Linked DNA regions of Homo sapiens: region 1 is linked to region 2. A link is an interaction called in ENCODE POLR2A ChIA-PET data of the cell type or tissue named here. Cell type or tissue: GM12878. All regions are shown on one strand. Each heading gives the region's core, and the rest is flanking DNA. Links, peaks and the distances in the headings are about the cores only.

Region 1 (12,794 bases), core at 5,668-9,667, 83 kb after region 2:
GGGGGGATTAGAAACAGTGGCTTTTCATACTCAACAGGGAGGCACTTCAGTATTTTAACAATGACTACAACCATTTGGGGGCATACTGCTGCATTGGCTCTGAGCAAGTGTGGCCTAAATAAAGGGGAAGGGCTGTAGATGGGGTGACCCTGTTCAGAAGAGACATTCCCAAGTAAGTGGAGAGGCAGTGTGGCAGTGTGAGAGAGACAGGTGGAGGAGATGTGAGCATAAACTACCCCAGAAGATCCCCTGGGACCCAGAATCAGGTGGAAGGAAGTATGGAGACTTCTAAGACACAATCTAATGAAGACAGGGAGAATGGGAGAGAAGATAATAGCAGCATTTGAGCAGGTGACAGTAGACTGTAGAAAGCCCAGTTCTGAGTCAGTGGTGGGGAAAGCCAATAATCATCCTAATTTCTACTGCCAAGCCTGCAAATGGCTCAGGAATTAGCAGCTTCAGGTTTATCTGGAACTGAGGGGAGGAGAGGAGTCAGATCTCTAGAACCCTCCCTTGCTTCACATTTCTGGGAGATTGGTCCTTCCCCACCTGGGGAAAGCTGGAGATTTATTGTCTGGAGAGGGTAAGTATATTAGTCTGTTCTTACACTGATAATAAAGACATACCTGAGACTGGGTTATTTATTTATTTATTTATTTTGAGATGGAGTCTCACTCAGTCGCCCAGGCTGGGGTGAAGTGGTGCGATCTTGGCTCATTGCAACCTCTGCCTCCCGGGTTCACAACATTCTCCTGCCTCAGCCTCCCGAGTAGCTGGGACTACAGGTGCCCACCACTATGCCTGGCTAATTTTTTTGTATTTTTAGTAGAGATGGGGTTTCACCATGTTAGCCAGGATGGTCTTGATCTCCTGACCTCGTGATCTGCCAGTCTTGGCCTCCCAAAGTGCTGGGATTACAGGTGTGAGCCACTGCGCCCAGCGAGACTGCGTAATTTGTAAAGGAAAGAGGTTTAATTGACTCACAGTTCAGTATGGCTGGGGAGGCCCCACAATCATGGCATAAAGCAAATGAGGAGGAAAGTCACATCTTACATGGTGGCATGCAAAAAGAACTTGTGCAGAAGAACTCCCATTTATAAAACCATCAGATCTTGTGAAACTAATTCACAACTATGAGAACAGTATGGGGGAAACCACCCCCATGATTCAATTATAACCACCTGGCTCCACCCTTAACACATGGGGATTATTATAATTCAAGGTCAGGTTTGGGTGGGGACACAGCCAAACCATATCAGTGAGCAATAGAATTTCTCTGGGCTGAAGGACACCAGGTACAGTTGAGGCAAGTCACCTGATATAATTAGGATCTGTGTCCCCACCCAAATCTTATGTTGAATTGTAATCCCCAGTATTAGAGGTGGAGCCTGGTGGGAGGTGATTGGATCAAGGGGGTGGAGTTCTTATGAATGGTTTAGCACTGTCCCCTCTGTGCTGTTCTCATGATAGTGGGTGAGTAAGTTATCATGAGATATGGTTGTTTAAAAGTGTGTAGCTCCTGCTCTGGCCAGATAAGACAAGCCTGCTTTCCCTTTATATTCTGCCTTAATTGTAAGTTTCCTGAGGCCTCCCCAGAAGCGTAGCAGATGCCAGCATTATGCGTCCTGTACAGTCTGAAGAACCATGAACCAATTAACCCTCTTTTCTTTATAAATTACCCAGTCTCAGGTATTTATTTCTAGTAGTGCAAGAATGGACTAATACAGCACCCCACTGAACAAAGGATGTGTGTATATATCTGCATGTAGAAAGCCAAGACCATCCCACTGCCAGCTCCCAGCCACAGGCTGTATGAGGTTTCTACTGCTGTTGTAACGTCCACAAGCTTAGTGACTTCTCTTTATTATCTTACAGTTCTGGAGGTTACAAGTCCAAAATCAGTTTTAATGACTAAAGTCAAGGTGTTGGTAGAGCTGTCTCTTCTGGAGGCCCTGAGGAAAACCTGTTTCCTTGCCTTTTCCTGCTTCTGGAGGATGCCCACATTCCTTGGCTCATGACCCTTCATCATTTCAATCTCTGCTTCTGTAATCACATCTTTCACTTGGAGCCTCTTTCTTCCTTCTTTTTTTTTTTTTTGAGACAGAGTCTTGCTATGTCGCCCAGGCTGGAGCACAGTGGCACAATCTCGGCTCACTGCAAGCTCCACCTCTCAGGTTCACGCCATTCTCCTGCCTCAGCCTCCTGAGTAGCTGGGACTACAGGTGCCCGCTACCACGCCCGGCTAATTTTTTTTTTTTTTTGTATTTTTAGTAGAGATGGGGTTTCACCGTGTTAGCCAGGATGGTCTCGATCTCCTGATCTCATGATCCGCCTGCCTCGGCCTCCCAAAGTGCTGGGATTACAGGCGTGAGCCACCCTGCCCGGCCACTCTTTCTTCCTTCTTGTAAAAGCCTTTGTGATTACAGTGGATGATCCAGCCCACTGGATAATCCAGAATAATATCCCCATCTCAAGAGCCTTAACTTAATGACATCTGCAAAGCCCCCTTTGACCTGTTAAGTAACATATTCACAGGTTCTAAGGATTAGGACATGGACCTTTTTGGGGACCATTATTCTTCCTACCACACAGGGTATTGGAAGGATCTTCTCTGAAAGTCTAGTTTATCTGACTCATTCCAAGAAGACCCAAAGGGACTGACATTGGGTGTTCCCAGCACTGGCTTGGTTGGCTCTTCTGCAGTGACATTCACTGTGATAAGCCCCACCTACAAGCTCAACCAGCTTCTCATCCCCAGTTCTTAAATATGGGCAGATATCTGAAGAGAGCCACTAGCATGGAAGACAGAGACCAAAACAGAGAAAGGAGACTTGGGGAAGATGGAATCCATGTAGGGAGTAGGACAGTGAAAAGAAAAACTTTCAGGGAAATTATACCCATTAGAAGGATTGGAAGATGAGGTTGAGATCTCTTATTAAACCAAAATACAAAACAAAACCAAGGAAGTGAAAAGTATGAGAAAAAAGATAAGTAAGTGAGAAGACTGATGTAGGAGATTCTATATCTAAATAATAGGAGTTCCGGAAAGGAAAACAGAAAATGAGTAAAGAAATCATTAATAAAATAATTCAAAAATGTTTCCAGAATTGAATGGTATGAGTTCCGAGATGTAAGGGCCCACTGAGTGCCTAGAATAGTGGATAAAAATACACCCACCCAAGACACATCATTGTGAGATTTCACAACTCTGGGGACAAAGAAAAGAGTTTAGAAGTTTCCAGAGAGGAGTAAGCTCAGACAAGAGCTGAGGAATCTGAAAGTCTTCCAGTTGCTCAGTGGTAACACTAGAAACTGAGACAGAGGAGTAATACTTTAAAAATTCTGAAGAAATGACTTCCAACTCAGAATTCTATGAGTGAGGTGGGATAAAAACATTTTGAGATATTCAAGGCTTCAAAAATTTTTACCTCTCATATACCTTGTTTCAGAAAGCTTTTGGAGAATGTCTTCCCCCGCAAACAAGGAAGTAAACCATGAAAAAGCAAATGATGTGAAACTGGTAATATGGAATTGACTGATTGATTGATTGATTGATTTTGAGACAGTCTCACTCTGTTGCCCAGGCTGGAGTGCAGTAGTACGATCTCGGTTCACTGCAACCTCTATCTCCCGGGCTCAAGAAATCCTCCCACCTCAGTAGCTGGGACCACAGACATGTGCCACTGCACCTGGCTAATTTTTTTTTTTGTATTTTTGGTAGAGATGGGGTTTCACCATGTTGCCCAGGGCTGGTCTCAAACTCCTGAGCTCAAGCGATCTGCCCACCTCAGTCTCCCAAAGTGCTGGGATTATAGGCGAGAGCCACTGTGCCCGCCCAATATGGGATTTAATACAGGAGAGAGGAGAAGCCAAGGCCAGGTAGGCAGGTATGCTTTAGGCATGGAGGGCGTCAGTCCAGATGGAGATGGTCAGAAGGTTCCAGAGGGAGTCTGGACCCTGCTGTCAGCTCTCCAGGCCAGGGGGCTAAAGGAGACTTCTCTCCACCAGTAGAAGAGTCTACAGCTGCTTTTGTTGCCAAAGATATAGATTGCCTAGATTCTAGACAATCTTGTTTTTATTGATCTGACTCAGTATCCCCTTCAGCATTCTAGATCCCTGAATTCCCTAGCTAGGGAGTAGCTAGAGGCTGCTTCATGAGCTCTCAGCCATGTGTGGACAGCTCACTGGGGACTGTGATATTGCTGCTTGGGGCTGAGGTTTCCACAGGCTCATTCACCTACTTGCCTATCTCTTATCCTGAGGTAGCGCCTCTTTGGCCAACACACACTGGACTGGGAGCTCTCCATTCCTCAGGATTCTCCTCCACAGACAGTCTTCCCCCAGTGCTACTCTGCAGTGCTCAGGCCTCTTCCTTCATTCCACTAACCCAGGGTGAGCGGGTGAGTGGGGACAGTGTAGCCCACGAGGTTTCATGCCAGAATCTCTTGGCGTAGAACATCACTGCCTTTTGATGTTGAGATCCTCTTTCTGCTGGCTCCAAAACCAGAAACCAAGACCTGAAGATAAGGCTAAGTGGGGGAAATAAAGAGATTCAGCCTGTTGTTGCCTGGCTATCCATTTACCCTTTGCCTTCCTCCACAACAAAACAAAACAAAAAAACCCCTTGAACACTCAAGAGCAAGAGTGACATTTATCATAGTAGTCATGAATCTACTCTAATTTGAAGAGTAAATCGTTAGCAACATCAAGCAGATGGTGTTATAAGCTAGTATAAGTAAAAATTACACACACGTCACTACTGATGGTGACATACCAATGTAAATGGCAGACAATCACAGGTTTTTGGAGGAGGCCAAACATCTCTCTTTCTTTAATCCTTTCTTCCATGGTCTTTCCAGAAAGACACCCATCACTTGGAGAGAGGGTGGGGATTGTAGAGTGATATTCAAAACTGCTAGTGGAAGTCAGTTTCAAGGAACATTCATTGCCCATCTATTATGCACCAGACATTGAACTGCTTTAAAATACTCCATGTGATTAAGTCACGGAAATGGGGACACGTGAAATTATTATCATCAATTATAGCAATGGATATATGTGCATTATGGGAGACTCCCTCAGTCATCCTCTTTTTTGCATCTATAAAGTGGGGGTGACATTTTCCATCCCAGCCAACTCTATGAGGTAGAAGAGCCTCTAACTCTGAATGAACTCTAAAGTTTAGTCTCACAAGTGTTGCTGCTGAAATTACTCTTTCTGGAACAGAAGTTTACAGGTTTTAAAACATCTCAAATTCATTATGTGTTTTCATCCTCTCAGCATTCCAAGGAAGTAGGCTGGAATTAGAACTTTTCTAGCAGTTTTTGGCAATACCATCAGAAAGGGGAAAGTACAATGTCGTCCTAATGTCATTAGCACTTTGAATCACCCAGGCAGGCATGTGTTGAGGCTTTCCAGTGTGAATGTTCTCATTGAAACAGTGTTCTGTATTTTGATACTAAAACACGAGCAGGCCTGGTCTGCTCTGTTTGGCAGAGTACGAGCTCCCTACAAATGACTGTGCCTTTCTCAGTTCAGGTTTAGCACCTGGGAAAGAAGAAGAACTCTGGAAGTGTTCATTGACTGACTGACTGAGTGAATGGATGGGTGGATGGATGGATGGATGAATGAATAAATGGGGGAAGGCACAGGAAATTAGACTAATGGGTAGAAGAAAACTGAGATCACAAAGATCTGGGACTAAGATCCTTAAAATGTGATGAATATAAGATAAGAAGTTCCCAACATAAAAACTAAAACTGTAAACTGAGAAAAGAATAGATTAAAATATATATGAAATTTAAAAATGTGAACATATGTTGTATTTAATTAAGATCAACAATAAGCAAATGAGAAGCTTGTGTCTATGTTGACGTTTCAATTCTCACCATGATTTTTGATTAGGTTATATTTATTTATGATTTTTGGCACATTAAAGGGCTTTTTTAAAAAAAAAAAAGAGAAGAAATCCTGAGAATCAGCTTTGAAAGTAAAACAATAAACACAAACACAATTTTCCACTTTACTAAATTTAAATGATATCCTTCTTAATCAACTAAAGAGAAATCAACTGTTATTAATTAAATGCTCAATCATGGAATGACAACTAGCATGATCAACAGAGACTCATCTCCTACACCACTGGTAGCTAACAAGCCTTTTTATGTGATTGACATTAGCAACCATACAGCAAACAAAAGGAATGTCCAGTAAGGCCTGGAGGCTAAAAGTGATTGTGCTCTGGATTGTTGGTAGACGATTAACTAAAGATACACACACACACACACACACACACACCCCAGGTAAAGCCTTTTATAAACTATATATTTTTTATCTATTAAATAGCAACACATATAATTCAACTTTATGGGCAGTAAGAAGTCACTCGTTTAACATAGTCATTGGCCTGGCAATAACTATGTGCCAGGCAGTAGGTGTGGTGTATGTAATGACTATGTGCCAGGCAATAGGTGTGGTGTACGTATTGACTAGGTGCCAGGCAATATTTATATGTAATAACTATGTGCTAGACAATACGTATATGTAATAATTATGTGCCAGGGAACAACTATGTGCCAGGCAATACATATATGTAATAACTATGGGCCAGGCAATATGTATATGTAACAACTATGTGCCAGGCAATATACATATGTAATAACTATGAGCCAGCAATACATATATGTAATAACTATGTGCCAGGCAACAACTGTATGTCAGGTAGTATGCATATGAAATAACTGTGTGCCAGGCAATATGCTTGATGCTGGGGATACAAAAGCAGACAAACTCTAAACTGAAAGTGCTCACAGTCAAGAAGTGAAAACAGACCTGGAAATCAAAGGAAAACAACTTGGTTTGATGTAAAAACAAGAAGAACAAAAAGTGGGGCAGCCCAGAGGAGGAAGGGAGAAATTGACTTTCTTAGATATAAATTCTTGTTTTTTAAAAAAACTCCTTTGAACCTGGTGCTCCATGGGTCATGTCTACTTCACACTGTAGCCAGAGAGCTCTTTCCCAAATGAGAATTTGTGATCATGTTGCTCTTCTCCTTAAAAAGCTCCAGTGCTAATGTCCATCTCTTTGACTAGACTCTCAGTTTCAGGAAGGCAGAGACTGGGTTTGTTTTGCTTGCTGCTTAACACTTCACATTAATCATGAGTTCCATGCAAAGTAGGTACTTAAGTTTATTTGTTGAATGAGTGAACTGGAGACACCAAAACATGATCATAAAGTTTCAAGAAGTTTTCTTCCTTCTCTTTCTACGTCAGTGTGTTCTGGTGGTTAGGGTTTGTAGGAGCTTCCCATGCAGAACAGTGTAGGGTTAAGAGCATGAACTTTGGACCCCATGAGATACAATTCCAAATCTTGACTTCCCCTTTTCCTGTCTGTATGACCTTGAACAAATGATTGAAACTCTCTTAACTTTAGTTTCCCCATCTACAAAACACGAGTAATAACAATAATGATATCTGCATGACAGGATAGCTATGAGGATTATACATTTACAGGAGATGCCTGGCAGACTCCCCTAGGTGTATTAAGTGTTCAGCAAACGTGGACATTATTTTTGAAATTCTCCCCTAAGCAAAAAATCAAATTCCCAAGCTTTTACCATTGCTCAAAACGCTGGGGGTTTTCCTTTGGGACAAGCTTCCAGGGTGCTCATTTCTGAGTCTCAGAAGAGCCTCCAGAGCGGGCAGAATCTGGAGGAACTCAAGGAGAATTCAGTGTCTCCCACTTGGCCACTCAGTATGTTCATCAGATTCGTCCCCAAAAGACTCAGGATTATTTCCAAATTTCAATTGAAAAAGCTAAAGACTTTTCCCCATTGAGAAGTCCAGAACCAATGTTGTTTTGTGGACAACCTGGGGGTGGAGGACAGAAGGGAGTACTTTCAAGAAGGAAGCTCTCCTGATCACTGGTTAAAAGGGGCTGCCTCTTTAACTTAACCTTGTGTCCACCTTAGAAAAGCTAATTTTGTTTGTTTTGTCTGTTTGTTCTTATAGTACATTTCTGCAGGGGAAAAAAATAATGGCAACAAAGGGTGCTGGAAGGTTGGATAAGTGGAAAAGACTCAATCTTTTTGGTATTTGACATCTGATATTTGCATATTTCGTTTTAGGAGTCAGATTTAGATAAGTGGATATATACAAATCACCAAGGGACAGCACAAGGAATACCCACACTTACCCCAGTTTAAAACAGGGTCTCTGTCGAGGTCTCTAATGAGATTTCAATAGTCTGATTTTATAATTTTGAAGCAGTCTTGTAATTAGACATTGTCTGTATGTGGGTGGCATGCTGGAAAGGAAGTGAGAAGGGAGCTGGGAGGCCCAGATTCTAGTTCTTTGTCTGCCTTCCTGTGGTGCTGTCTTTGGGTACATGAGTTCCTCTTTCTATACGTTAGTTGAATCATATTTGTAAATAATGACATCCTTGGTATCTTTTTCACTATGAAGGATCTACTTTTCACTGTTTTCCCCACAGGACCCAATTTTTTGTAAGACTTCGTCTACTGAACAAATAAGAATGGGAAGCCTATTAATAATGGGCTTGTGCAAGCTATACTAGAGGCAGGCAAAGTATCTAGGAGGCAAATTATCAAATTAGCCACTGGAGAGCAATTCTGTCCCAACAGCAGGGATATTCCTGATAATAATTTGAATTGTATTAACTACAATCATTTATTGGAAGCTTACTGTGTGCTAGACACTCTATATACATTATCTAACTTAACCCTTACCACAAAGAAGGAGGAAGGTGCCATTATTTCTGCATTTTACAGATCAGGAAACTGAGAACAGGGGAGGTGCAGTAGCTTGTCTAAGGTCACATAGCTAGTAAAGGTCCGACGAGCTACTCAATTCAGGTCTGTGTGATTCCACAGCTCAAACCCTTAATCACTAGAGTCAACTGCCTCTCAATTCCAATAGAATAATGTCATCTGTTTAGGGCTTACATTAAAAAATCAGGAAATATGTATAAAATTGCATAGAGCATCGTTGCCCTCAAGACTTCCCTAAAGCTATATAGCGTGGCAAGACGTTTACATTAAAAAATTGAGACCAAATAGAGAAAAAGCATCATCAGGCCTGCTCTGGGGCACATCTCGTTGGCAGAAAGATAGGCAGAATTGCTGCCCTATTTCAAATCTTTATATTACGTATCATTTTTCTTTTTCACTTTCTCCATTTTTTCCTCCTCCTTTCCTTTATTGAATGATTTTAGTTAAAATTACTTATATTAGTTTTGCATTGCTGCCATAACAAATTATCACCAATTTAATGGCTTCAAACAATAGCAATTTATTATCTTACAGTTTTGGAGGTCAAAAGTCTAAAAGAGGTCTCATTGGGCTAAAACAAGGTGTTGGCAGGGCTGTTCCAGGGGAGAGTCCATTTCCTTGTGTTTACCACCTTGTAGGAGTTGCCTATATTCTGTAGCTCTGGGTCCCCTCCACCTTCAAGGGCAGCAAGTCGCCTGCTCAGACCTCTGTTTCCACTTCACATCTCCACTGACTCTCCTCTTTCACTTATTACACCTTTTGTGATTAAGTCAGGCCCACCTGGATAAACCCGGATAAAATGTCCCATCTCCATAGCCTCGATTGAATCACACTTGCAAAGTTGCTTTTGCCATAAAAGGCAACATATTCACAGGTATGGGTATTAGGACATAGACATCTTTGGGGGCCCTTTTCTGCCTACCACACTGCTTAAGTTAAATGCATGCATACTGAGAGGCCATGGTATTAAAAATATGTTCCATGTAAAAGCTCCCAAGTGCTTCTACCCTTGTGTTCCCGGAGGGCAGAATCCCAGGACATTTAGTCATTGGATCCCTAGTACCCAACACAGTGTTTACAGTAGGTGCTCAGTAAATGTTTGTTGCATAAAGAAATAAATGAGGCCGGGTGCTGTGGCTCACGCCTGTAATCCTAGCATTTTGGGAGGCTGAGGTGGGCAGATTACCTGAGGTCAGGAGTTCGAGACCAGCCTGGCCAATGTGGTGAAACCCTGTCTCTATGAAAAATACAAAAATTAGCCGGGTGCGGTGGCGAATGCCTGTAGTCCCAGGTACTTGGGAGGCTGAGGCAGGAGAACCTCTTGAACCTGGGAGGCAGAGGTTGCAGTGAGCCGAGATCGGCCACCGCACTCCAGCCTGGGCAACACAGCGAGACTCTGTCTCAAAAAATAAAATAATAATAAAAAAAGAATGAATGAACTAACACCTTTTTTCTCTTTTTTTATTTGATATGGACTTTCTTTTCTTTCAAGAAATTTCAAAACTACAGTGAATAATATAACAAGTGCCTGTTGATGCACCATCCAACACTGACTATTTTTAACACTGTGGTTTATATACACCTTCTTTCTTTAGAAAATGAAATACTTCTTGTGAGATTATGTTAAAATTTTGCTGAATGAGCCATTTTTGACTCTGCTCTGCTCAGTTTTGGGTTGTTTTGTAACAGAGGTTAACAAAGGACTCTTCATGTCTTTGTTTCTGCTAAAACATTTTGAGAAAGGGTGTCCAATACTCCCAGTTATCAAGTAAGGTATAAGACCAATAGGGCTGATTGGTCAGACATACTGTTCACAGACCCCTGCCTTTAAAAGAATTGCAGTGGTCTAGGAAAATTTGGAGGGGATTCTTGAGGGAGCCATCAGTGAGCTTTGGGCTCCAGCTTTGCCCCCAGAGATAGGTGATGTCCTTCCCTCATTGTGCCTAGGGACAAGGCTTCCATGAGCCCACTCAGAGAACTCCATATGTCTCTGCGGTGCTTGGGCACACTTTACTCTGATGTTCAACTCACATCTGAGAAATCTAAAGGGCAAGAGATTGTGGCTGGCTACTGAGCAGACAGGAGCAAAGAGACAGTGCTGGACCAAGGGGCCACCTGCCTTCTCAGAATTTCTCAGCACCAGGTATATGGGCTACCTGAGAAAGAGAGCAGGGTGGTCCCACGTACTGACAATGAGGGGCACCACGAGGAGCTAGGGACAAGCAGAAGGAAGCAAAAGATGACACCTAGGGACTGAGAAAAGAGTCCTAAATGATCAGCCAGGGGAGGGGTCTTTGTCTGGCTTAAGAGAATCGTGGGTGACCCTTCCTAGCACTGAGGGCTCAGAAGCAGCCAAGAATGTGCCCTCTGAGAGGCTGGCCAGCCGGGATGTGCCTTCAGAGCCTGCAAGAGTACCAGTCAGGCAAGAACTGTGCTGCCCCTCCCTCTCCTCCCTTCAGCTGCAACCAGAACACCACCTTTCAAATGCAGAGGGCCACCAGGGAGCAGGCTCAAGCCAGGGGATGGAGAAGCTTTCACTTTAAATGGATTTGGACACTGTAACAATTACATGGGGCGCTTTATGCTGATTACTGAACTGAGCCTTTTTTGGTGGGGAAAGTGACTGGAGGACTTTTTGCTACCCGATGGAACTTGCCTTACATTTTATCCGAGGGGACAGGGTAGACCTAGCCATACAGAGCACACTGAATAGAGCTGTTTTTGGATCACACCCCAGACATCCTGCTCGGACAATGTAATGATGATGATTGTGCATTTTGAGTCTCAGAACGGAGTCTTCCTTATCCCCAAGTTCTTACAGGTATCCAAACTTCCTCCCCCGTGTGTTCCCTCAGCATCCCCAGAAGTAATCTGGATTTTCTTGGTTTTCTTCCTTATAGTGTCTGCAGCTTAAGAACAGTTCCCCTCCAGTCTTTGGTCTTTGATCTCACTGCCTTTGCTTTCACTTTGTCTAAAGGGCCATCAAAGGTGTGAGCATCTGCAAGCTAACTGGGAGGGGCTTAGTCATGTAGGGAAATGACATCTCCTGGCTGGATACTGGTGACTTTGGGAATGCGCTCGTCATTCATGAGCTTTCAAAACAGCAGTGTCTGGGAACTTGCCTGAAAGCTGTCCTCGTGGCCTTTTCAAATAAGCTGAAGATGAAAGGGCCTAAATACTTGAAGGAAAATAAAAGTGGGCTCACTCTCTTCTCCAGGGGCAAAGTCTCTCTCTCTCTGAGGCACAGTGGATGTGCCTTTGGTTGGAGAAGTCAGGGAATCTCAGTGAGTGAGGAACAAGAGGAAACTATTTGAGGTGCTGAGTCAGATTATTGAAATTAACAAGGCCTGAAGAGGTTATGACTAGATCAAGGTCACACGGCTGGTAAGAGCCACAGCCAGTACTGAAATCCAGGTCTGCCTGGTGGCAAAGTCTGCAGCCTTGCCACTACAACCTGTTCCCTTCTGTCACAGGACTTGGAGGGAACTTCCAAAATAATCACCCCAATCCTTTCTTTAAGTGAGCGAGGAAACAGAGCTCAGGAAGGATAAGTGCTTTTCCCAAGGCTGTACACAAAGTCATTGGCAAGGTCTAGAAACTAGGTCTGCCTGTTCTCAGGGTGGTGCTACCCTTACTCCTGCGTGCCAGGATGAAGCCACATCTCTCCTCAGAGGAGGTGGGAGGAACAAGTGAATTTTAATGCTATGTGCTCCCCTACTCTATCCTCTCACATAATGTCAGTTTGGATTGTCTTATAGCTATAGACACCTACATGGGCACCCTGACTATAATCTCATCCTCCACTGTGTAGTCAGATTGCTTTCTTTTTTTCCCTCCCTCCTTCTTTCTTTTCCTTCCTTTCTTTATATTTGCATTGGGTTTTATATTAAATAATCACTCCAATATAGGAGGCAGGATAGGATAGTGAAAAGAATGTGGATTTTGCAGTCAATGATAATACATAATAATAGTAACAGCCAACACATACCATATGGCAGGCACTGTT
Region 2 (12,794 bases), core at 5,286-9,285:
AAATTCTGAAACACACCTCACCCCAAGGGCTTTCAATGATGGACTGTGGACATGCATTTATTATTTCTATGGGACAGCTGTGAGCACTCCTATTGTTCCCCTCCACCAAAAGATACAGAAAATTGGTTTGGCATAGCCAAATGATTTTTTATTTCCCTTTGAAAAAAAAATCAATATATTATTGGGATCCAAGAAATAAAATTGGCTTTCCTCTTTCATGCAGTTGATATTACAGAAAACATTTACTTATAACCAACACAGACTCCATCAGCCTGTTCTCAGACAGAAAAATCCAGTTCTGAGGTCAAGGACAGCCAACATCCACAGTGGCTTAGCCCCAGGAACTCTGAAGGATGGGTTTGGAGATGGAGCTGGGTCTCAGAGCGGAAACCTTAATCCCCTGTCTTACATCCCAAGATAACCCTTTCCTTATGATGTTTGCTCACAGGGAAGTTCTGGGCAGAAACAGAAGACATGAGCTGAAGCTGAGCAGGAGAGAACATATTGTGAACTTGGAGGCAGAGGGAGCAAGGGAAATGGAACAGTTACTTCATTGGCTAATTAGGAGATACGCACGTTGTGAATTGCTGATGGCCTTGGGGCATTGAAGTGACAGGTTACATTAGCAGCCAGGATGGCTGGGTTGCTTGCTAGTGAAAGTCCCTTTAGAAAAGGAAAGTCGCAGGGAGAATATACACCCACATGTTTCTTTGTGTGCTCCTGGATCACAAGGATTTGGGGTAAGGAAACCAGGATATAGGCAATCAACCACAGGTCCCGGCTTCCCAGATTGGGCTGCCTGGGCCCTGCCCCTTCTGTCCTGCATCGCTGTGACACAGCAGGGATAAATAGGTCCTGGGAAACAGGTGTCCTAATCTCTGCTATCTACTTGCTGTGCAACTCTGGGCAAGCTACAGAGCCCCTCTGAATGTCATCTTCCAGACTTATAAAGCATGACGTAGGGTTTAAGGTCTTCCTAAACATGTTTTCTTTCTTGGGCTGCTTCAGTCACCCATCCTGACCTTTGTCTCTCCCTTTCTCTCCGTTTGACCAAAATGACACATGAATTTCCCAGCATGTTAACATTCCGAAGGGACAGAGTGATCCACATACAGCAAGGGAGTGAAGACACAACTAAGAATTTAGTGAGAAATCCATTTTGGCTCCTATCTTGGACACCAAATATTGAGCACTATCAGGCCCTAGTGTCATTTCCCAAACCCCCCACAGTGCCTGATAACTCCCCTTTTCGTGCCTCTTCTGCACCCTCCAGGCTCCTAACCTCTTTTCCTTGTAGCTATTTTTCTGTCACGGTTTTCCCTTCTTTCCACTCTGAAATCCAGCTACAGTCAACTGAGTGCTTACTGTATGCCAGGTAGATTACTGGGTTTAGACCTCAAAACAGCCTTGTGGAATATAAGAGGAGTCTCAGAGATCCTCCTGTTAAAAAAGAAGAGGCTCCGAGATCAAGAAATTTGCCCAAAACTACATGACTGGCAGCTGGTGGAAGCGATATTCAAACTCAGCTCGTTGGGCAAGTTCCTAGACAGATATCTCTCTGGGTCTCCGTTTCCTCATCTTCACACTAAGTTAATCCTAGCACCTTCACAGGATGCTTTTAAAGACAAAATGGGACAACAGCAAAGCCATCCTTCAGTCCTCAGTGGCTGTCAGAGTGGCTTCTTATAGCCTAACAAGGGGCAAAAGCACACCTGCTGTTTCCCACTTCTGAAGTCTTAAACTGATGGGACTGCGTCAGCCCTCTGGTCAGCTCCTTTATTTTAACAATGGCAAATGAGATTGAAATGCAAAAAAGGCAGGCTGAGGAAACAGGGATTTCAGAAAGCTTGCCCAGAGGAGCAGAGGCGGGCACTCCACGATGCATATGGGCACCACTGAAGAGCCAAGTCTTACTGAAGGGACTCGGTGTGTTTCACAATTTGTGTCATACACAAATGTGAGGGTGTGTTCCAATAGGTGGTGCTGCCAGAGGATGCAGTGCGTGCTACAGTCAGCAGGAGTCTGGACTTTGCCCTGGGGCCATCGGAGACACGGGGGAGTGAGGAGCAGATGGCTGTCTGGCTCTGGCAGTGGGGGGTTGGAGGATGCATCAGAGTAAGAACAGGCCTGGAGGAAGAGGGTGACACTGAAGGAGGGAGGGGAGCAGACGAGAGGGGAGAAGAAGCCTTGGCAGGGGCCTCAGGCTTGTTCTCTGAAAGGAAGAAAGTGAGAATTGAACCCTGGCTCCCCGCAGCTTGGAATGAGGTACAGTGAATTCAACACCTCACCTGCGGAAATGCCCACAGACTCACTAAACCCTAGTTCTCTCAAAATTTGGCTTACACTCTCTGACATGTTCAGTAAAAGTCATTGTTTGCTACCCTTGAAGGTTCTCTCCAGAGCAAGGGTGAGCTTCTGAATGCAATTCAAGCCAACAAGTATTTACAGAGCACCTGGTTCTCCTCAAGCATCCTGTGAGCCCTGTGGGGATGTGAGGAGGGTGGCATGCCTACCCCCGCATCCCAGCAGCTCCCAAGGTCAGAAGCACAAGGGGAGAGAACAATATATGAGTTGGAAGTCCCAGCTTCAGGTCCTCCTCCTTCTGTCACTTCTACACTGTATAATTTTGAGCAAATCACTTTTTGAACCTCAGTTTCAGAATATATAATAGGGCTGATTATGCCAGCTACCCTTAGGGTTAGTGTGAGAATTTAATGCAATCATCACTGTCGCATGACCCATAAAACACCATATAGAGGTATTATTTTGTTTAACACTAATATGTGATAACGAACTACTGAGAGTTGAATCATGTTCCTCCAAAAGCTATATTGAAATCCTAATTTCTGGTACCTGTGGATACAACCTTATTTAGAAACAAGGTCTTTGTGAATGTAATCAAGATGTAAGTTAAGGTGTAGTCCTGATGGAATAGGGTAGGCCCTTCATCCAGTATGACTGATGTCCTTATAGGAAGAGGAGGAGACACAAGCAGGCACACAGAGTGGGGAAACCACCCTGTGAAGACATGAAGATATAGAGAGAAGATAGCCATGTGAGGGCGGAGGCAGAGACTGGACTTATCAGCTGCAAGCCAAGGAGCACCAAGGAGTGTCACAATCACCAGAAGCCAGGAACCAGACAGAGGCATGGAACAGATTCCACCCCTGGAGCCCCCAAGAAGGAGCCAACATTGCCAACACCTGGATTTCAGACTTCTAGCTTCCAGAACTGTGAGAAAATAAATTTCTGTTGTTTTAAACCATTCCATTTGTGGTACTTTGCAATGGCAGCTGTAGGAAGCTAATATGCCAATCAAGACAGGGAGAAGGTGCCCAAACAGATGAGCCAAGTGTTGCAACACAGAGAAAAAAACAACTAATTCCTCCCTGAATTCCTACATCTCCTGCCATCTCTTCACATCAGCTATTTTCCTTCCAGTCCCTTGCTGTCAGCAAGACGCCTCTGGAAATGATCTGTATAGGTACCAACCATCGTTATCTAAAATTGACACATCAGGTGATAGTTGAGTGCCTACTATATTCCAGGGCCAGGCATTGAGGATCCAGGGGTGAATCACACAGACTCCATTCCTAACTGCACAGAGTTCACAGTCTAGATGGAGGATACTTTGGACAAGAACTTGCCACCAGGAACACATTCCTGAAGAGGACCGGGCATACAGGGTGCTCTGAGGAAATGCAGCAAGAGGATAAAACATGACCCACTCAATCGGTCACCAGCTCCGTGTTGTTGTTGACAAATTCGCCCAAGTTCCAAAAGGCCACAGGCATCGGATTACTCAGCCCAGGGGCTTTCTATGGCTCCCAGAAGGTATAGCATCAGGTCCTACCTCTTGGATTTTACTCAGAATTCCCCTCAATCCTCTCTGGACATTTACTGCCCACTCCTCTTTTAGAAACACTTTCATACTCACTCCAATAACTGGATAACACAGGCCTTGGGGGGATTTTGAGTTTGAATCCTGGCTCTGCTTTATGGCCTTTAATATCCGTGAATATTTATCAGAGGCCTGTTCTGGAACTCTGTACTCAGGATACAGAGATAAGTAAGACATATTTGTCCCTGTTCTTGAGCAGCCAAAGAGCTAGTTGGAGCTCCTTGGCCTCAGTTTACTCATCTGTAAAATGGAGGCAATAATATTAGTCTTAGTTTATAGTTGGTAGGCATACCAAGTGTCTAGCTCTCAGCAGGTGTGCAACAAACATCAAGTCCTCATGCATTTATTTTCCTGGATGCACCTTTGCTCAGACCTTCCCCCTGCCTATGTTCTTCCCATCCATCTCTAGTACTTCATGGCCAACACATTTTTAAGACTCAGATGAAAGCTTGATCCTTCTGTAAGCTTTTCTTGACCAGCCTAATGGCTTCTTAGAATTCCAACCACTCCAACTGTATGAGTCTTAATATTCTCCCCCACTGTATGGTCCAATTAGGCATTTTTTAAATTTGTGTCTTACCCCATCCTAGCTTCTTATCTCTCATGGTTCTTTGTATCATGCTTTATATCTAGTTCTTGTTCAAGGAGTAGCTATAGATTGGTTTGCTAATTACTTTATTATTGCAAGTCCCAGAAAGTAGGAGGTAAAAATATCACACAAAATTGGGCCATTCAGGGTTCAGTCCCTCCTAAAAGTTGAGACAACAGGACCATTCTTAATAGAAGCCCTGTGATCCCCAGACCTAAATGGTCACTTCTGCCTTCCTGGCTCCCAAAGCAGCCCAACTGTTCATACCTTTGCAGGGACCCCTTCCACCCCAGGGCAAGGAAATGGCTGCCAAATTGCAGCCATAATTGGGAGGCCGGCAAAGGAATGGCTAGAGGCATAATAGCGCTCCAGCGGCCAAGCCAAAGCGTCCACTTCCCTTTCTTTTGTATGACGCATGCATGGTTCTCCCCTCTAACCTTCAGGCATGGTGGCCACTGGGTCTCCCAAGACCTCTCTCCTCTCTGGTTCACACTCCATAGGACCATTTAGTCTCTCAGGGGCAGAGAAAATAGAGTGGCTTGAATAGCTTTATGAGTCACAACCAAAGCCAAGAAAGACAGAATCAAATGAAAATACTGTCTGAGTCGGTTTGCCAAGGCAAAGGTTGAGGGAGCCTGGGCTGCTGTCATTGATACAAGGGACTCTGCCTTTCATTTCCTCTTTGAGTTTCTCCTGAGCACTGTGTCAAGGGGGCTTCAGAACCCAGTCAAGGACGCAGGTGCAGGGACTCTATAGGTCAGATGGCAGACCTCTGGGCCTCAGAAGAGGAAGTCACAGAATTTGGCTTGACGTGTTAGGGCAGAACACTCAAAGGGATGAGATTCAAGGAAAAGCAGGAGCTAAGAAGGAAAAGGCCATTCCAGCTAGTCATGGCTGAGGACAGAAAATTCATGGTAGCCCACTATGTACCAGGCAGTGTTCTCATTGATTTTTATACATCATTTTATTTCATCCTCAACATAGCCCCATAGTTATAGGTATTACTGTTATTAACATCCCCATTTTGTAAGTAAAGAAACTGAAGCCCAGGGGACTGAGTAACTGGAACAAAGCTGGAAAACCAGTAAGCCACAGAGTCAGGATTCTAACCCAGTTCTGAGTGACTCAAAGCCTGCCCCCTCCAACTATGTGCTACATGGCTACCCAGGAACCCCAAAGATGTGTCACTCCTGCTTCTTCTCCGGATACCATTTCCTGAGTTAACTGGCTATCTCCAAATTTTTGGCATCTGAATAATTCCTTTACAGGCCAGAGGTAACTGCCACTCATGGTCAAAAAGGAAGGATACCCCAGCAACCAGATACAGAATAAGAGTAAGTAGAGAATGCAAAGGGTTAGGAGGCTTTGTGAGCCAGGAAGGCAAAAGCCAGGAAGGGCACTCAGGTCTGGGGGATCACAGTACTTCTATTGGCAATGTTTCTCTTATCTCAGAATTTTTAGGGAGGGCTGGCTGCTGAGTGGCCCAAAACTTAGGGCAGTTTGTATGATTTTTCCCCCTCCTTTCTTCTGGGGCTTGTGAGCAATCAGCAAACCAGTCCACAGATACTGTCAAATAGAGGTTGCATGGTAGAAAGTTAGAAGGAAAACAGTCTGGAAATGCCAGCTCTGTCACCATGCAAGGCCCATTTATATGAGTTTTCTCATTAAATTTGTGTGACATCCTTGCACAAAAGACTATCATTCCCAGCGAGGAAAAATTAAGGTTCAGAAAGATTATTTTTTAAATGAATGAATTTACATATGTGTGCTTGTTTGTATTTATCCCAATTTGTGCAAGACAAATTATAAGGAATCCAGTGCAGACAGAAGGTAGAAAATGCAGCATCGGCCCAAGTTTGCTACACATTCTGTGCTTTACTTTTTTTTTCCTATGCTTTGCAACTCCCCACCTCATGTGTCCTTTAATCTAGGACAACCCCCAGCACCATGAGTTCAAAATAGAATCCAATAAGAAGAGGCTCAATTTACCTGTGAATCTTCAGGAGCAGCAGACAAGTAGGGGTGGGCGCATCTCACCTGGCTCAGTGGTCAGGTGCTTTTAACAGTCAGCAATGTTCATCCAGCCTTACCTCTCAGGGTCCTGAGAGAGAGCTGGGCTGTGGGCCACTGCAACTTACAAACTGCATGACCCTGGGCAGACCATCTAACCTCTCTATGCTTTGGTTTTCTCATCTATTCACATTATGGAAATACTAACAGTGGTAGCTCCTCTTCACTGAGTGCGGACAGGAATATAAACCACTTGTAATCAGAAACTGCTGCACAAACAAGTGGCTTAGTTTTAGTCCTACCTGGGTTAGGCTACTAAATAGTATGGACCCAATAGAACTTAACATGATCAGGGATGATCACAGAATATATTCAACTGTATTCAATAAATATATTTTGAGTACCTGGCCCTGTGATAGAAGATAGTCAGATGCTTTAAAAAAAAAAAAAAAAAAAAAAGAGTGCCACAGTGTGTTAGGTTCTAAACTGAGGAGATGGAAGACAGATAAGGTATGCTGGGGGCCCAAGTAGAGGCTGGTAGAGTGGACCTAGGGCAGATGGGAAAGCACTGCCTGCCCTCGAGGGGACACTGGAACTGAGGCTTGAAGAATAGGTAGGAATTGGCTAAGTGGACACAGTGAATGCATTCCAAGCAGAAGGAACAGCACAGCCGAGGCACAGAGGCCTGAGCAGGATGGTGTGCAGAGGGAAGTGTGCTAGGCCTGGCTGCCATGCTTCATTACAAAAGAACAGGATTTATTCAGCAGGGAGATGTCACTGTAACTACCCTGTATCATGACTTTCCATAGGCAGAAACATAAAGACAGCCCCAGATCTCACCCACCCAAATGATTCCCAGCATTTTTTGTGCCATTTCTCACTCTGATTAGCGAGCAATTTCCTGAAGGCAAGCCAGTCCACCAGGCACAGAATATGAGTTCCAACTCTTTCAATGAGCAGAAATCTACTGGTTCCATATTCTTCTCTGGGGAAGGAGAATCAGCTGAAATGAGTAGTTGTTTCCCATATTTACATGGGTATTTTCTTCTTATTTGAAATGCTTATGGACAAGGACTAATCTGTTAGGAAGGCAGAGAAAGATTGTGGTCCCTGCTACCATAGCCAAGGAAGAAGAACTGGGGAGTGGGAGAGCAATAAGTTTTTATCAGAAAAATTTAAAACTGATTGTTTGGAATTTGAGAGGAGACCCTAAAATTAGAGAGGAACTTGGAGGCGATCTTGTCCAAGATGCTACTCAAAGCAAGGCTCCCTTATAATACAGCCTGGCTAATTAACAGGCATCGAGTCTTGCTTGAATACATTTGTTTATTAATTTGATAACTTGATGGATCTTAGTTCTGGTGGAAACACATACATTCACATCAAAAAAAAAGAGAGAAACAGAAACATGTGGAATCTTGGAAACAGACGTAGAGTCAAATTTGGCTCCTCTACTTACACAGATTGAATTACTATGACCTTAGGCAAGATATTCAAACCCTCTGAGTTCCTTCTCTGTAAAGAATGGGTTATAAAACCTTCCTTGTCGGTGTTGTTGTGCGGATTAAGTGGAATCATGTATATAAAGTGCCCAGCAGAGTTGGCTGGCACACAACCAACACTCAATAAATGGTAATTATTATTATCTCTTTAGCCCAAACTCCCACCCAAGGCAGAAATCCTTCTTTAAACAACCCTGACAAACCAGAGAGCTATCAAGTCTCTGCTAGAATAAATATTTGTTGATTGATTTGGTAATCAGTTGATTCTAAATACCTGGGAGACACATAAACACACACCACACACACACACACACACACACACACACACACACACACACACACACCCTCCAGGATTATTTCTCCAAGTCTTGTGTGAGGGAGATGCTTTATCAACAAGACCATATCCCCATATCCATCCTGTTGGGTGATATTCAATGGTTAAATTTGCAGCCTGGAGCCAGAATCCAGTCACTGCAACTTTCTGCTCCATGGTCCGCTTCCTTAACCATTTTTTTTTTTTTTAACCACACAGACTCCTTTGAAGACCTTCCCAGACAATGCACATACCTGGAACAAATTGCCTACAACTTCAGGAGTGTCACAGACTTTGTGAAGGGCTTTGTGCCTTCGGGGCTAAACTCCTCTATGCTGGCACATCCCCAAACAAGGCTCTGAAATTGCAAACACTGCTCCTTTCTCCTGACAGGCATCTCTCTTGCCCTCTCCTCCCTGTGCTCTTCCTGGAACTTCAGAAGAGGGATGCAGTGCTGGACTTAAGCTCTGCAATCAGTGCAAATTCCAGTTTCCCCATCTAATGCATCTTTAAGCCTCAGTTTCCTTGCTTACAAAATGGCAATTGTAATAGTGCCTGTGTCACAGAGCTGCTGTGAGGGCTGAGGGGACAGTGCGTGTTGATGCATAGCACAGTGCCTGCACAGAGGAAACACACAATTGAAGTTTGCAATTGTCACTTCTATTCTTATGTTATCTGTTCCCTTGCTCTCCTCCTCCCACAGACATTGCAGTTTGCCATCGTTCCACTTTAAAAGAAGCTCCAGAAGGTACACTCAGCTCCAGAGAACTGGAGATAGCCCTGCATGCCATGACCTAGGTGTCAGGCAGGGGGCACTCTGCCCAAGTCAGACTTGGGACAGCAGGTGGCATATGCCAGACTTGGCCCTGAGAAGCTCTGATTGGGATTTATAAGGCCTATGATTACTAAAAAACAGAAAAATTCAAACTACCGAGTGAAAAATCAGTGGTACAGTAGATTCAAAAGCTTAATAAACAAAGGATCTTGGGGACAGGAAATAATACAAGGGATCCATGGAGGTATAACATTTGAGAATTCTGGTGTCCTTCACCTTTTTGTTTTCCTGCCTCCTTCCCTCCCTCTCTTCCTTTAAAGAACAAGCATGTATTGAGCAGTTATGTATGCAAGCCTTGTGCTAGGCACTGGAAATGAGAGATGAATAACCATGATTCCTGCCCTCTCGGAGCTCACAGACTAATGGAAGAGCCGATTTACAGAAAGAACACAGTGCAACAAGTTCCCCAACAGGGTAAGCACACGTGCTGAGGCTGTCTAACCCCGGAGCCTCAGACTCTTTGAGATGCAAAGGAATAAACAATAATTCCCAGAAAAGGTGACACTCAAATGGAGACCTGTCAATCATTTTTATTAGGCATTTTTGCTGGTTACAAAAGTAATAAATACTTTTTGCAGGAGATTTGGAAAGCACAAGGGTGTCAGAAAAAGAAAACGTCAATCATTATTTTACCATTAGAGGCAACCACTAATACATTCTGAAGCATTTCTCTTTCCATCTATGTACTTAACATCAATGAGTTCATCATGTCTATACATTTGATAGGCTCCCCAGTTTACTTAACATTGAAACATAAGCACTTTTCCATCAAGCTCAGTCCAAATGAGTGACCCCTGGATCTTTGATCTGGGGGACCAAGTCCAGGAGCCTGGAAGCCAGGGCTGGCCCAGAGGAGATATGACAAGCTGGGTTTTGGTGAGCAGGTTGAGTTGGCAGTGCTGTGGAGCATTCCACCCGGGGAGGAACACTGAAGATGCTGGAGAGCTGGGTGTGGCACTCAGGAGACAATTCAGGCCTAGAGGGTCCTCAGGTGGTGGTTGACGCCATGGGGATGGATGAGATCCCTCAGGGAGGGTGTGCAGGGTGAGAAGAGAGATGACTAGGGTAAGGTCCCTGCCCTCTAGAAGCTCACAGTCTAGTTGTGTTCATGTGCAAGTCATTTACCCCCAGCTAGATTGTAAGCTCCTTGAGGGCAGTTACCATTTCACACACAGCAGTCCCTCGCCAACCATGGGGGTTAGGTTTCTGAAAACCCCTGGGGCAGGAGAAGTCAGGCTTCAGGAATTTAGGACCTTATTGGGGAAAAAATAGGGTTAGGGGAATGAAGTCACCAGTGAACTTGTAAAATTATTATATTTTTACATAATGAGAAATGACAATGACAACATATTCAAAACACTGAATATCAGTGACACAAATTATCAACATATTCTTCAATTAACAACATTTTACAACTTATTTTCATGTACCATCTATCCCTTTAGTAGAGCTTGCCCCTTCACAGCTACAACAATATGCTTGTAAATTCACTTTTGCATTGCTGGAAAAAATACACTTGCTAAGAGTCCTTTTCTTATGTGTGGTTTCCCATCCAATTATTCAATGCATTTTGGTTTTTATAACTCCAGGCTACTGACACCTGTCTCTTGGTCCCACCCACAAGTGCAAGCACACACCTACATCCTAACAGGTAGGAGTGTGTTTCTGAGGTCTGATCCACCCCCTCCCACTCTCCTCTCTTCCCCAATTTTACTACAAACACCTCTCCTCTGCAGCCATTTCACCTACTTCCCTCTTCCCCAACCTCTGGGCAGATTTCATCAGTTCCCCCATAGGAATGAGCAAAGACTCCTGACCTTGGGATTCTCCAAGGCTTCTGACAAAGTATGCAAACATGAAGTTGTCAATATTAGAATTTGGTGTCTTTCTTTGGTAGACACTAGCATATCATTCACTCACTAGCTCATAGTAGGTACTCAATAAATTCTTGTTGAACTGAGCAATTTCCAAAGTAAAGGATGTGGACTTTTTTTTCTCTTTCCCCATTCACTGCTCCAAATGAATATTAAACCTTCACACAACATAAATATTGAAATATTTGTAGGCACATTTTATTTTCCCTTCTGGCAGGTCATGATGACAAGAGGCAGCTAATAGATGCAATCTATCTGCATTCACGAAGGCAGTTTTGAGTTCCACATGACATGCTGTCAATAGAGTCAAAAGATATGGCCCTTTAGTGAAGGAATTCTCCATATTTTCCAGCTCAGACCACTTGGATAAAGGAAAACACCTACTAACCAACGATTCTCCCATGCACATTTATGACAAAAAGGTTGTCGCCATGACTAAATGGGAGGACTAGCACTGTTTTTCATGAGATATCAACAAAACCATGTCTTTTAAATGAAACAATAATCAGTTACATTTATACAGCACTTTACATTTTACAAATGCTTTCAGGTACATTTTTATCTCACTTTTTCTTCACAGCAACTCTGCGAGGTAGTCAGAGAAGGCACTGATAGTTCCATTTTGCAGATGAAGAAACTGAGGCTTACTCTAAGGAAGGGACCAAAAGGGGCAACTCACTAGTCAAATTTGATACCCTTTCCATCTCCCATCACTGTTCTGTTGCCAGTTGGGTTACAATGAAAAACACAAAACTAAATTGCAATGCTGTTCCACTGTCATGTAATTGCCAGTGCCCAAGAGGTAGCCCACCCCTCGACACTCACATTCTCCCATTCCTCCCACCCCCAGTTGTCTTCCCTCAACCACTATCCACTCCACAAGTCAGTACCCAGACTGGCACATGAAGAATCTGAGTCAGTACCAGAAATGGCATTCAGCACTTCATGCATAGAAGCAAAGCTATGAGGCCAAAAAATCCGGGGGGTTGAGGGGGGTGGTGGGGGTGGTTCACCAGTCTTATCTCATTTAATCCTCTGCAAAATACTCACAATGATCACCCTTTCAAAGATGCAGAAACTGAGGCTCATCATGTGTATTAGCTTGGCCATGGTCACATGCCCAGAGAATGACAGTCAGCATTTGAACCCAGCTTCAGTTCCTGGACAGCAGGGCAGTCCCAAGAAAGCACTTCACTGGCTCAGAGCCACATGTGTTCCATTTCAGCCTCCCAGCTCAGAAGGACCTTGACCCTCCGCTGAAGCTGCTGCCCTCATGGCAAAGCTTCTTACAAAGGGTCCTCATCTGGACTAAAGCTGGATCACCTGACATAATAATTAAGCCCCAAACAGCCCCAAATCCTTTGTGGAAAAGAAAATCTGCTTTTTAAATGAATTCACACAGACATTTTGGTTTCAATTGCAAAGAACCTAAAATTTCCAAACAAGGAAGTGGGGATTCAGTCCACTTATTCATTTCACAGGATCTTTAACCAAATGGCAAAGGGGAAAAAGCTCAATGAGCACAACTAAGAAAACATAAGGGTTAAATTTTATGTGTGGCTGCAGAGAAATTTAAAAGCCAAGTTGCAGAGAGAGAAAGTAGACTAGAGGCTGCCAGGGGATTGGGGAAGGGGAAATGGGGAGTGACTGCTGAATAGGTACAGTTTCCTTTTGCTGTGATGCAATGTCTTGGACCTACATAGAGGCGATGGTTGCACAACACTGTGAATGTTTTAAACACCACTAAATTGTACACTTTAGAATGACTAG

Evidence for each region. Peaks named below come from ENCODE experiments on the same cell type or tissue, not always from the same donor. Only the 100,000 strongest peaks of a DNase experiment are listed, where the experiment ranks them.
Region 1: POLR2A ChIA-PET joins it to region 2 with 5 read pairs; 3 of 35 experiments call an interaction of 5 or more read pairs at or near these places.

Annotation. Positions count from the first base shown.
Region 1 is chr11:79,474,637-79,487,430 of GRCh38, forward strand. No RefSeq gene overlaps it. Among named protein-coding and RNA genes, the nearest start is that of TENM4, 40 kb to the left of the region's middle. In GM12878, for the core only: no CTCF peak of the experiment used is centred there; DNase peaks (open chromatin) are centred at 7,255 and 8,365; H3K27ac peaks cover 237 bases.
Region 2 is chr11:79,391,801-79,404,594 of GRCh38, forward strand. All of the region lies in intron 1 of TENM4 (teneurin transmembrane protein 4), which reads right to left. MIR708 (microRNA 708) reads right to left here and starts at 10,309; the gene lies at 10,222-10,309. In GM12878, for the core only: a CTCF peak has its summit at 9,124; no DNase peak of the experiment used is centred there.